Regions from separate parts of the Mus musculus genome. Here region 1 is linked to region 2. A link is a contact called in ENCODE Hi-C data. All regions are on one chromosome and are shown on one strand. The core of a region is the stretch at or near the end of the contact, and the rest is flanking DNA. Distances in the headings are between cores, read along the strand shown.

Evidence for each region. Hi-C counts contacts between places; a loop is a spot of excess contacts on that map.
Region 1: a loop to region 2 is called in a map of T-helper 1 cell, with 5 times the contacts of the local background. The contact joins the promoter of Tmem198 here to the promoter of Nhej1 in region 2. A Hi-C loop is called at or near these places in 2 of 37 maps with a recorded cell type or tissue (T-helper 1 cell and T-helper 17 cell).

Annotation. Positions count from the first base shown.
Region 1 is chr1:75,477,899-75,481,839 of GRCm38, forward strand. Tmem198 (transmembrane protein 198) reads left to right here and starts at 1,634. Exons shown (of 5, transcript NM_177056.4): 1 at 1,634-1,987; 2 at 2,295-2,499. The coding sequence starts at 2,334. Chpf (chondroitin polymerizing factor) reads right to left here and starts at 1,573. Exons shown (of 4, transcript NM_001001566.3): 1 at 894-1,573. The coding sequence starts at 1,207.
Region 2 is chr1:75,123,479-75,127,019 of GRCm38, forward strand. It overlaps Nhej1 (non-homologous end joining factor 1), which reads right to left and starts at 1,748. Exons shown (of 9, transcript NM_029342.4): 1 at 1,658-1,748. It overlaps Slc23a3 (solute carrier family 23 (nucleobase transporters), member 3), which reads right to left. Exons shown (of 12, transcript NM_194333.3): 11 at 2,864-2,959; 12 at 2,063-2,540. The coding sequence ends at 2,251.

The sequences.
Region 1 (3,941 bases), core at 384-2,883, 350 kb after region 2:
CGGGAGGATAAGACTGTCTCTCCCACGAGACATGATTTAAGTGATATACTGGTCTCACAGAAAGTGTTGCATCTAGGAGACAGCACTTCCAAGGCAGATGCAGGTAAGAGATACACTAGATCTACTTCCAGATTTCACAACCTAGTGGCTGTGTCCCTGAACATGTTACTTAATCGGTGCCATCTGTAAAATGGGACAGATTGCACTTAAACAGTAACATGCTTGGCACACTGTTGCAGATGCTCCCTGCAACATGAATATGCTGTCAGCCCCGCCCCCCCAATATGTCCTATAAATGATGTGTAGAAGCATACGGCATAGTGGTGTAGAGAATGTCTTTTGGAGAGGGGCAAACTAAGGCAGTGACTCACCTTCCTAAGGTAGAAGGTAAGTTGTACAACTGGAATTCACTGTTACTTAGAAGAAATTACTTCAATGCGTGGGCAGAGACATCAATGTGATGAGTACATTCCTCCCTCTCCCATCTCATCCCAAGGTGGCCCTTGAAACCCATCTAGGAATGAAATACAGGTAAATTCCAGTTCCCTCCTTTTTCTTTCCCCCTCTTTATACACTTATCCTCTTTAACACTCATTTTTCTAATCCTAAACAGACCAGTGGGGGGCTAAGAGGGTCTTTGGAGTATAATTGGGTGGAGTCGGTTTAGCTCAGCTCAGATCCGGACGGGATCCAGAAAAAGCTTCAAACTGGCCCTCTGTCTCCCTGCAAGCAGGGTCATAGGAAGTAATCGAGGCCCAAGGACTTCCTGGCCGGCCGGCCCCTTCCTTCCGGAGCCTGACCCGGCCTCTGGCGGCCTCCCTAGCGCGCGCATCCTGGCTGGTGCCTGCGGGGGGGGGGGGGGGGGTGTTAGGGCGGACGGAGTGGATCAGTACCTGACGGCCTTCTTGGTGGCCTGGCCTGGCTGCGCGGGATGGTAGGGCAAGACACGAGGCTCCCAGCTCTCACCGGTGCCTGCGCCGGCCCCGGGCCTCTCGCGCTCGGATCCGGGCTGCACCGAGTTGGGCCGGCGCGCCGCGTTGGTGTTGCCGCGCGGCGGCAGCTCAGAGTCTCCGGGTTGGGGCGGCCCGGGTCCGCAAGGCTCCTCCACCCAGGTGACGCTGAGCAGGCTCAGGGTGAAGCCCAGAGAGATGCCCACGGCCACGGGCCCCGCGGGCCGCAGCACGGACAGCAGCAGCGACGCCCGCATGGCGTCCCGACAGCGGGTCCCCGGCCCCCGCGTAGCCCGAGGCGGCTCCGAGGGGGCGGGACCGAAGAGGGGGCGGATCCGGAGGGCCCAGGCCCAGCAGGCGGGCCCGCTCCCTCCCCGCCGAGCAGAGGTAGGAGCTCAAGCCCGGAATCCCCGGGCGGGTCGGCCGCCCTTAGAGCAGCACTGCGCGCCCGGGCCTCCAAGGCGGCCGCTGTCCGACGTGTCACCGACAGGGCCCCGCCCCCGAGGTGGGGTCTAGCCGTCAGCTAGCGGAGAGGGACGAAGGGGAGGAGGTTAAAGGGGAAGGACCCCCGGAAGTGCCCCCTCCTCAGCGCCGGAGAGGCAGACGCCGGGGGCGGAGTCCCCTGTCTCCCCCCTGCGTGGTTGGTGCGTCCCGGATGACGTCAGAAGCAGCCCGCCCCTGCCAGGATGGTGCACCCTGAGTGACGTCAGGAGCAGAGGCCGGAGCTGTCCATCAGCACCAAAGGCCGCCAGCGGGCTCAGGGCATGGGGCCGCGGCTCCGGGACAGCCCGAGCTCCTGCTCCTTTCCCTTCCCCGAGCCGGGCGCGAGTCTGTGGAGCTGCAGTGCCAGCCGGTGTCGGAGGTGGGGCGACGACGCCGTCGCACAGAGACCCGTCTCTCCGGCCCAGCAGCCCCCTTCGCACGGCAGACTTTGCCCGGACCCCAGTCAGTCAGAGCCTCTGGTGTCCTACAACCCCGGCTCCTCCGGCCCCTGCACACCCTCCTTTGCTCGGAAGCTCCGGTCACCTCCGGCCCAGGTAGATCTTGGACAATTCCAAATTGAGCCTCCCACAGATGGTGCTCAGGCTGCCTCTTTTTGCCAGCGGCACCCTCCCTCTCCTCGTCTAGCCCCATCTAGTCCCTCTTTTAAGTCCATCCCAGCCGCCTCTAGCCAGGCACTTGTTTCCCTTTGTCTCTGCTCCCCGTTCCAGAGATGCTTCTAGAGCTGCCTGATGTGGGCAACCATTCCTTTGTCCACTGTGCCCTTGCTGAATTCCCCCACTCGCACTGTTATTGTAGTGGAGACCCACAACTGACTCTTGACCCCAATTTCCTCCCTGTCAGGTTGTCCTGGGAGGGTGACCCCCTTCCATTCCCGGCGCTATGCCGGGTACTATGGAAACTCTGCGGTTTCAGCTGCTGCCCCCGGAGCCGGATGACACCTTCTGGGGTGCACCTTGTGAACAGCCTCTGGAGCGCAGGTATCAGGCACTGCCGGCCCTCGTCTGCATCATGTGCTGTTTGTTTGGAGTCGTCTACTGCTTCTTTGGTGAGATCCCCCTCGTTCCTCACCTGTGGCCTTCTACTGTTTCCCTAAAGTTCCTTTTTCTGGTGTCTCGAGAATCATTTCCACCCCATCCCACCCCCACCCCCACCCCACCCTCATGGCGGTATCATTCTCTTGCTGATCACAAGTATATTTGTAGATCATTGACTCTAGATTCTACAGAGAGCAGGTTTTGAATTAGGCTCTTTGAGTTTGAACCGGGCTCTGTATGTTAGTCACTGTGATGTAATGGGCATGTTAACCTGGGTCTCAGCTTTTTCACTTGGACAAAGACAACAGTGTTTGTCTCATATAGACAAGAATTAGTAGGTGGTCAAAGAATAATGACTATCGTAGCGAAGATATGTTTGGATCACTTAGGATAAGCAGACTAAAATAAAATAATAAAAACTCTTAGCATGGTTCCTTACCACAGGGCATATTGCATGGTGGGGGCGAGACCTGGAATATTCACACTTGTGATACATATCAGAGTGGGCTGGATGGTAGTCATACAAATGGAGATCGCCTACAAGGCAGATTCCCATAAGAATGGTTACTGTGAAGAGTTGTATGGGGGAGGGCGTGGTATGCCTGTAATCCCAGCATCCAGGAAGCCAAAGCAAGGGAAGGGAGGCTCAAGGCCAGCATGGATTACATAGTTCAGTGAGGTTGGGTGGGTGAGCACTAACTGCCGCTCAGTCGAACAGGTGTGTGGGGGTCCATTTGACAACTCTCAAGGTCTTGGACCAAGGCTGGCTTCTCTACAAAACAGTATGCCTTTTTCTCATTTTCACAAAGGTGACCTATGGGCTAGTGTCAGCTTTGAGTAAATAAACGCCCAGTGGATTCTTCAGGAAGTTACAGAACTTCACAGTGGAGAGAGCCTTCTATGAGTAGGGACCCAAAGGCAGCCTTCAAGATTATATGTATCAGAACCAGTTTGGGCAGAGAGGCTGGGGTGGTTTGCCAGAAGTGTGTTAGAATAGTTGGGAATATAGGGTGTGGAATATGGGATCAGATGGTCTTTCTCTTACATTTTGCAGAGTGGGCAGGGAAAATGTCCCCCACAAGGATTTAGGATATGTATGGGTGTCCAAAGATTCCCCCCTCCTGCTCTGGGTACCTCCTCCCTCTGCATGGTGCTCTGGATAGCTTCATCCCTTGCCCTCAGCTCTAGTAATCATCCTACCCATCTTGGATGCCCCTACCAGGGATTCAGAGCCTCTTTCTAAACTCTGCTCCTCTCTGACTTCAGAACCTTCTGGGGTCTGATACCCCCATTCTTGGAACCAAATCTCTTTTTCTCTTTATCATCATCTTTCTCTTTGGCTCTCCCTGCCTCTCCTTGACTCCTAACTCTTTCTTCCAGCTTCCCAATTGTTTGTGATCCACCTCACCCCCCCTTCCTCTTTCAAACACCACTCATGTCTCTCAAGTCCCTT
Region 2 (3,541 bases), core at 498-2,997:
AATATATAGCAACTAAATCTTGACAGAATTTACTTTTCCTGTGGATACAAAAAGTCATATAATTTCATTATTTCCATCCATAAATAACAAAAGGAAAGGAAGTGCCAAGAGGTAAATGCTTAGACTACAAAGAAAATAATAGAATTTCTGTTTAAATCTGAGTAACAGTCATTTCAGCTTGGTCTAAGCCGTCATCTTCCTAGCTTTCAAACCACTTGTCTCATGTCACTCACTAGTTTGCACTACAATTAACACGTGGAATACAAATGTATATCTCAGAAAGACTACATACATGACAGGGACCCCGAGAGAGCATAGAGCCTAGTGATATTACTGCCATCTTGGTTCAAGTACATGCATTGTGTGATATCTATATGGGCTAAAATTGCCTAACAACACAGTTGTCAAAAAACATCTGGCCATTTCAAGTGACACAGGACTACATATATGGTGGTTATTTGCAGCCACCTTGAAACGCTGTGTGTGGAGATGGTTATTTGTATCCTGGGCTGTTCCAACAGGATAAACTGGTCTCAGAATGATTAAAGAGTCTTCACTGGGCAAGAGTTTACACTGGGAAAGATTAGACATACAAATGAAGTTGCCAAACCCTCTAATTTCCCTTATAGGCACATCCTGGCATGCACTCTGAAACTCACCAAAATTGAGCTTATTGGCCTAACTGGTTCCGAAGGTCAAAACCCACAAGTCGATGGTTTTGTCTGAATGGGAGGAAGCTGTTTTAATGTGGCCAGGGACAGCTGGCCCTATAAAAATGTCTAAACATCCAGTCTGGCTGCTCCTACCACTCAGCCTGGTCTTGAGGTAAGTATAACTCAGTGAGTCAGGCATGATGGGGCATGCCTGTAATCCTAGCACACAGGAGGCTGAGGCAGGAGGATCTTGATTTGGAAGCCAACCTGGACAACATAGCAAGAGACTTTCAAAACAAAACAAAGTGGTAGAACGGACTGGGGCCTGAGACTGTTCACAGCATGGAGGGAGAAGGAATCTAAGTCCTCTGGGGTTTGACTCCCCGCCCCACACTCCGCAAATTGGTCTTCCATGATCACGTTAACCAACCTCGCGGGTTTAATTTGTCTTTTAAAGGAGAGACTGTGAAGTTGCACGACATTCTACCACTCGGGTTCCTCTCCCAGGGATAGTTCCTAAAATACCCTGCAGGGGGCAGTAAGGTCCTACAGACCATCTGTCGAGCCCACGCCCTGTGCCACCAAAGAGGGCAAACCTTAGGCCCTGCCGCCAAAGGTCACACGCCCCGCCCTCGAGCGCCCTAGGCGTCCATCTGCCCCCCCAACCCCCGCTAGAACTTTGTCGCCCGCCTCTCATTTTTACAGCATCCGCTGCACACAGTTACGGCTCAGGGCCCCAAAGGGGAACAAAACTAATTCATCCCAGCGGGCCAAACACGAAGCCTGCTAAGGAGGGGCTTCACACGACACACTAAAAGGCAGAGGCCGAAAACGGACTGCGCGTGCGCAGGTCCGCCCACTCCGGGAGGTCCAAAGTCGGGCTGCGCGCGGTCCCTTCTGGGAAAAAGCGCCCGGGTCAGGGGCCACTGCACGAGTTTATCTTTGCTTTTCGGCGTCCGGACAGACCCAGATCTCGGCGCCGACACGAAACCAACCCCACCTACCGTCAACGGCTGCGGGAACTCCCACCCTCCTCAAGGCGGGCCTGTCCTGGTGCGCAAACTGAGAGGCCACCCCCCCACACACAACACACTCAGGAAGGCGGGGTCTTGGGTGTGGGCGGAGCCAGGGCCCTGGTGGGCGGGGCCCGAACCTCACTTGTTAACGCCACTCGCAACTCTGCTGCTTTCCTAATTCCTTTCCTGTTGCCCTAAGTTGAAACGAAATACTACTTCTCTCTTGCCTCTTCATCTTTTTTTTATCTGCTTTACATTTTAGTTACTTATTTAAATCTTAAATGCAGGGAGAGGGCAGGGACCCTGTCGTATTCATATCCGTGGATGTAGGACCTTGCTCATGGCAAAGAGTAAATATTTGAATGCTAGAGTTCATTCAAGAAGCCTTGACAGTTTACAGGCAGAAATCTCATTTATTCAGTTCCAACCCGCTAAACCATGGCCTCTGCTCAAGTCTTAAGAGGAGGAAAGGCAGCCCATTTTGCAAGTGGGCCACATCCACCTCCACTGGGACAAAGTATACAGACTCCAGCAAGGTGGCAGTTACTGCTAAACTAAGACAAAAATGGTGGTCTTGATGATTACTGGGACCTAACCCCTTCTCTGCTAGCTGTGGAGTACGATTCCCCAGAGTTAGGCAACAAGTCGGCTCTCTCTCCTGTTTTAGAGGATCCTCCTTCATCCCCAGAGTCTTCAGGCATTGGACAGAGGCAGTGGAGAGGCTGTGGGATGCAGGAACACAGGTTTCTGATGGGTAAAGGAAGCCCATACTCTTGAGCAGCTTTCCTCCTGGATTGCTGAAGCATTTGAATTTCTTGGGCAGTGAAAGAAGTTGGCAGCCTCTGACCTAAGCCTCTCTCAGCCCGTGTACCTGTAAAAGAGGGGTGATCAGGATGGAGAGATAGCTCTTAGGAGCTGGTACTGCTCTTACAGAGGACCCAAGTTCCAAGTCCCAGCACCCATGCCGGATGGCTCACAACTGCCCGAATCTCCAGGTCTGGGAGGATCTACCATCACTGATCTCTACATTTTATGAATGCAAATATCCAAAGACACACATACACACATATGCATAATTTAAAATGAAAATTAAGGTTTTTTTTTTAAGTGAAAAATAAGTAAAGGTCACTGCCCTGCCCAACCTAGGGAGTAGTGACTACCTAGCCACTCCCCTGGGACCTGGTCTCAACTTACCAGATATAGTGTTTTCTAGGAGAAAGCCCAGTAGACCAGCTAAGAAAATGGGTTCTGCCAGCAAAGAACGAAGAAACATATCCAGGGGGCTCCAGCCTACAAAGGGTTGGGGCCAGGCAGGAAGGTAACTGATACTGTCCCAGGCAATGAGTCTTCCCTTTCAGACGTAAACTGCATCTCAAACCAGGGACACATCTCACTAGGCTGCCATTCCATCCCATCTACCTTTTCCCTCTACACACTCCATTCCCCACACTCAGGCCCTGCCCAGATTCCTTTCTCAGCACCATGTTTTCTAAGCACCCACATTCCCTCCAGGTACCCTTTGTCCCAAGCTCCCTTCTGGGAAGTGTGACATTACAAAGCCCTAGTCTCTCCCACTTCTGACTTTCTCTGCTCTACCCTGGGCCTCTCAGTTTCAGTCCTACTAACACTTTGGACCAGATAATTTGGTTATAAGGAGCTGTCCACTGCATCAAAGAATGTTTAATAACCTCTCTAAACACTGAATCCCAATAACAATACTCTTTCTTCCCATTTATGACATCCAAGAAGCATCTCCAGACATTGCTAAATGTTCCCCATGGAGCAAAAATCACCCCCCAGTTGAAAACCACTGCTCTAGATAAAATAGGCTCTAGATAAAATAAATAGGCTTTCAGCATATGCTATTTCTAT